Regions from separate parts of the Homo sapiens genome. Here region 1 is linked to region 2. Evidence: read pairs that join two places in POLR2A ChIA-PET (ENCODE). Cell type or tissue: GM12878. All regions are shown on one strand. Links, peaks and the distances in the headings refer to the core of each region. The heading gives the core; the rest is flanking DNA.

The links. Peaks named below come from ENCODE experiments on the same cell type or tissue, not always from the same donor. Only the 100,000 strongest peaks of a DNase experiment are listed, where the experiment ranks them.
Region 1: POLR2A ChIA-PET joins it to region 2 with 5 read pairs; 2 of 35 experiments call an interaction of 5 or more read pairs at or near these places.

What each region holds. Positions count from the first base shown.
Region 1 is chr3:31,218,354-31,221,282 of GRCh38, reverse strand. No RefSeq gene overlaps it. Among named protein-coding and RNA genes, the nearest start is that of MIR466, 58 kb to the right of the region's middle. In GM12878, for the core only: no CTCF peak of the experiment used is centred there; a DNase peak (open chromatin) is centred at 1,582; H3K27ac peaks cover 1,691 bases.
Region 2 is chr3:31,497,651-31,500,579 of GRCh38, reverse strand. No RefSeq gene overlaps it. Among named protein-coding and RNA genes, the nearest start is that of STT3B, 34 kb to the left of the region's middle. In GM12878, for the core only: no CTCF peak of the experiment used is centred there; no DNase peak of the experiment used is centred there.

The DNA of each region.
Region 1 (2,929 bases), core at 210-2,709, 280 kb after region 2:
GAGCCCTTGTAACCATTGTTAATTGTATAGTTCAGTAGTGTTAATTATATATTGTGCAACAGATCCTTAGAATTTTTCATCTTGCAAAAGCAAAACTCCATACCCATTGAACAACCATTCTGTCATCTCCCGTTTCCTAGCCTCTTGCAACCACCTTTCTACTTTCTGTTTCTATGAGTTTTGCTAACTTAGATACCTCATATGAGTGGAATCATATGGTATTTGTCTTTTCGTGACAGGCTTATTTTGTCTAGCATAATGTCCTTAAGCTTCATGCATGCTGTGGCATGTGACAGGGTTTTCTTCTTTTTAAAGGTTGAATAATATTCCATTGCATGTATATTCCACATTTTCTTATCTACTCATTTATCAGTGGCAATTGGGTTGCTTCCACCTCTTGGCTACTGTGAATTATGCTGTGATGAACATAGGTGCAAATATCTCTCCAAGTTCCTGCTTTGAATTCTTGTGGATATATACCCAGAAGTGCAACTGCTGAGTTTTATGGTAATTCTATGTTGAATATTTTGAGGAATCGCCATACTGTTTTCCATGGTGGCCACACCATTTTACGTTCCTACCAACAGTGTACAAGTTTCTAATTTCTCCACCTCCTCACCAACACTTGTCATTTCCTGTTATTTTTTACTTTTTCTTTCTTTTTTTGATTTTGGACAGCAGCCATGCTAATAGGTGTGAAGTGATATCTCCTACCTTTGTGGTTTTGATTTCTCTAATGATTAAGAATGTTGAGCATCTTTTCATATGTTTGTTGCCCATTCGTATATCATCTTTGGAGACATGTCTATTCGAGTCCTTTGTCCTGTGTTGTTGTTGTTGTTGAATTGTAGGAGTTCTTTATATATTTTGGATATTAACCCCTTGTCAGATAGATGATTTCCAAATATTTTCACTCATTCCATAGTTTGTCTTCTCACTTTGTTGATTATTATTTTTTGAAGACAATGTCAGGTTTTGCCTAACTTCTCTAGTCATAACAATCTTTGGGCTCTTCTTCAAAATATAGTGTATTCCCAACTCATTTTTCTAGAAATTCTGATTCAGGAGCTATAGTTCAGGGCCCATGCATCTGCATTTTCAACCAGGGTCTCAAGTGATCCTACCAAATACATTCGTAACACTTTGGATTCCACTATAATTGTGTTTCTCAACTGCAGGGCTGCGCAATGGAAACACGTAAAAAATATTAATGTCTGGTCCTACTCCCAGAGTTTCTGAATTATTTGAGAAAAATCAATTATCAATAAATTGAGACCTAGGTGTTGGGATATTAATAAGCCCTGAGGGGACACTATTAAACATCCAGGCTTAAGAACCATGGCCCTATCTTCCCCTTCAGGGCAGGGACCCCCTCCTGGCATAGTGCCTGGCTCAATTTGTATTTGTTGTACTCCATGCCTCACTTTCTTATTTTGAAAGTGATTCTTTTATTTATTACATTTGAAAGTGGTTCTTGTCTGGTGGGGTTGAGAGCTTTATATGTGAATCGGACATCTGTGGTTAAAAGTCTCCATGTTGTGGTGAGAAGTTGATAAAAACCTGACTGTCAGTTTGTGTCACAGATGACCCAGTGAAGGTCTGCTCTTTTGTGGTGAGATCTGAATGTTTCCTTCTGCAGAAGTTACAGGCACTGATGAAAGAAGTTGGCTGCCTCAACTGCTCAAAAGAATGCACCTTTTATCTCTGGATTATCTACCATGGTTAAGTCCACAGCTGCTTGCAATTACCCTGGACCCTGTGAAATCATCTCTTTATTCATGGCAGGTTTTTCTTCTCAAAGACTAATAATGTGATTATTTAAAAATTATTTCTACACCACTCTATGTAATGTGGATGTGTGGTTTTGTGGCTCTAAACACCAATATGGGGCAAGAAAAGCTAGCTGGAGAATTTATAAATTAGCTTCCATTTATCCTTCAGACAAACAAGCTATTTATTAATAGGGGAGTGTGGTAAGAGAAAAGAATGTGGAATTGAGAATCCAGACCTCATTCTTTTGCCTGCTATTTGAGGGCTTGTGGGGCATTATGTCTAACCTCTCTTGGTCTCAGCTTGTTTATCTGTAAAATGGAATTAAAAATAGTACTCACTTGGGCTGCAGGACGACCAAATGGAAAAGAAGTAAAAGTGATTTGTTAACCTTGGTATGCAAATAAATGTTATGCCCTTAATAAGTGGAAGTTGACCCTGTTGCTGCTGTTGTTATGAGCTGTTGTGTCTATCAGTGAACACTGCTTTTACAAATCTCTTCTAGAGGAAAGAGGCAAACTCTTCATCTTCATAGTGCCTGCAAGGCCCCAAAGAGCACACAGCCCCAAGGACATGAAATATTTTTGAGTACATTTCCTATCTGTACATGTTTGCCAAATTATTCCAAAATATGACCAGCCTCCTATTGGATGAACACAACTGCAAGTCATAGCCCCATTTTCTTCTTTAGCTTTTTCAGATGACCAGTCTCTTCCAGCTTACTCACCAGCCATAACCAAATCAAATGGAAAGAGAAATTGCCCGTAACTAGAACTCATTCATGCCAAAGTGTTGACATGCCTATTCCTAGATGCATTTGAAATCTGTTTATTTCTACTTGTGGACCCAAAGCCATCTTTCATGTTATATACAAAAAAGTTTTGTATAAATTTTTCTTCAGCTGATAAGAGGTATATTTTTGAAAGCATGGATAAATTTAAGATTTTAGCATGAGACAGTGATTTGGAGAATGAAAGCAGTTGCTCTCAGGGGAGGGATACAGGGCATACAAAAAAAAACTCATGGAGAGAGTATCAAGAACCTCTCATTAAGGCATGTGAAAGTAATGTTGATATAAAAGACAGGAACAAGATCTTTACTGAGCACCTACTACGTACTAACGCAGTGTTAGCTACTGCATTTCAGTTTCTCATTTGAT
Region 2 (2,929 bases), core at 291-2,790:
GCTCCAACGCTAAAAAAATCCTAGGGAAGGCTCTAATTGGTCCTGCTTAGATCACCTAACCAACACTGGACTAATCAGTGTGCTCACTGTGTACTATGATTGTCAGTCTTCAGTAGAACTACACGGTTTGCAAGGGAGACAAAGAACAGATTTCCAAGAGAAAGAGAGTACACTTCCACCAAAGAAGGGAGAGAAATTCTGGGTAGAGAATACCATCGATACGCACTCCAAACATAATGGCAGAATGTTAAAGAAGGAATCAGGGAACACATACTTCGGAGCACATAAGCACTCAAGATTTGGTTGCATCATTAGAGCAGCTGCTGATCTCCTAGTGCTACAGTTTTTCATAGGTATTAGCCAGTTATTACTGTAATAAGATCTATAACAACAACCCAAAGTCTCAGCTTATAATGACAAACATTTATTTCTTATTCATGGACTGGGGGTCAGGAGGAATGATTCTGCTTTGTGTTATGTGTTGAATTCTGGTCTGCTTTGTGCATCTCCTCAGTCATGAACAAGTGGTATCTGGGGCATGTTCTTTTCATTATGAAGACCAAAAGCATAATAGATCAAGCCAAAATGGGCAACAATATTTTTAAATGCCTCTGCCTCTATTTGCGTCATGTCCTCCAACATTCCATTATTCATGTCCCACATCAATGAGGCAGGAGAAATATACTAGCTCCAAAAGAGGTGGGCAAGAAAAAGGGAATACTTGCTGAAAAATCTTAAAAACCTCTCATAATACTGAATGGCATTGAATGGCCTTTTAGGGGGTCTGCTGAAATTGTTTCTTGTGTTTTCCTACATATTTACTTAGTGGATGCCTATCTCAGTTTAGAAATTCAAGTGTTTGAAATTTAACTTTATTTTTCTATAATGCAACTTAATTCTATTTTGAGCCTCCAATCAGCTGAGTGCCTGAAACTTTACCTCATTTAATTCAGAATTATCTGTCTCAGTTTCTTTCAAGATTGTATCTAAATCCTAGGGGCTTATGTATTATCAAAACACATCTGGGTAGCATCTGATCTTTGGGTCATCTATCTGCACAGATATCCACAGAAGAGTGTTTTTGGTCCTTTTGTCCCAGGAGTCAATCCATGCAAATAACCTCTGAGATGTTACGTCAATGGCTTGCTTTAGGAATCGTATTTTGGAGCATGAGAATCATCCAACTGCTTCTGTGCGATAGTGAGCTCACTAGGGCCAGGGATGACCAAAGTTCTGCCTGCCTAGCTGCTTATGACTCTCCCTGGGTTTCTGCATGGAGCATGGTCATTGTGTAGTCTGTGCCACATTCCTAGACAGTTCCATCCACATGAAAAGCAGAGATCAGGGACCCATCCCTTGACCCGACAAATCTATCTGAGGTTTTGCTGTCTCCTGGGGGCTCTTACCAGGAAAAAGCCTACAGGCCACACTTTACAGAACTGTTTTATAAATACTTAATTTGTCTCCTAGATTTCTCCCTCTTATCCAGCCAAGACGAATCTTCTAACTGTGAGGGAAACCCCAGGCTACACAACGGCCTTCCCCGACTCCTCCCTTATTCTCAGCCCTGGAATTTCTCTACCATATTTCTGCCTGTGCTGAAGATGGTCTCCATCTGTCATCTCCTCATCCCTCAGCGTGGCCAAGGATTTTGGAAACCCAAGCCAGAAAACGTTGTTTCAGATTTCCATCAAGGCTTGTCCCTTTTCTGAAGTAACAAGCTTAGAACTGCCATGCTTCTTGGAGAGAAAAAGGTGTAGGAAAAAAATGATCTACTGGGGAAAAAGAATCTCAAAAATGCTATCTTTATTACTTTTACAAATTGAGGTACACTGACCACATTTCAGTTCTTCTTTTTTTTTTTTTTTTTTTTTTTTGAGATGGAGTTTTGCTCTTGTTGCCCAGGCTGGAGTGCAGTGGCGCAATCTCGGCTCACTGCAACCTCTGCCTCCCGGGTTCAAGTGATTCTTCTGCCTCAGCCTTCCGAGTAGCTGGGATTACAGGCATGTGCCACCATGCCGGACTAATTTTGTATTTTTAGTAGATATGGGGTTTCTCCATGTTGGTCAGGCTGGTCTCGAACTCCTGACCTCAGGTGATCCACCCCCCACCCCCACCCCTTGGCTTCCCAAAGTGCTGGGATTACAGGCGTGAGCCACTGTGCCCGGCAACTTCAGTTCTTTGACATTTGAAGGAAATAAAAATCTAACAACACACTTTCATAAATAGTGTCTATTAGGCTTTAAATGAATTTTGAGACTTCTATTAAATTACGGGTTTGTTTTACACTGAGGAAAACTACAATATTTCGAATCAAATAACAAATCTATTTACATTATGAAAATAAGGTCCAAGAAGAAATAGAAAGCTGTCCAAAATCTTCATTATTTCTCAGTGACAAGCTGAAAATGGTGGTCATTCCCTTTCAGAATGATGGGGAAAACTTGCTTAAAGCATTCCTTATTTTTCTCCCCAGTTACCAAACTTGCTACTGTTCACCTTCAATTGGATTACAGAATGTTTGCATATTTTGGTGTTTTCTTTTAACTTTTAAAGATGATGGATATGTTTAATATCTTGATTAAGATGATGGTATCATAGATGTTTGCACCTGTCCAAACTCAAAATGTATTAATTAAACATGTGCACAGGGTTTTTTCTTCTGTATATCAGTTACAACCCTAATACAGCTATTAAAAATGGACAACGTATTTTTAATGTTTGTTCCATTGTGTGATATGAGAAACTGCATTGGTAGTATTTTCTTTTCTTTTCTTTTGAGACAGCATCCCACTCTCTCACCCAGGCTGGAGTGTGGTGGTGTGATTTCGTCTCACTGCCAGCTTTGCCTCCCAGGTACAAGCAATTCTCATGCCTCAGCCTCCCAAGTAGCTGGAATTACAGGCATGCACCACCACACGCAGCTAAT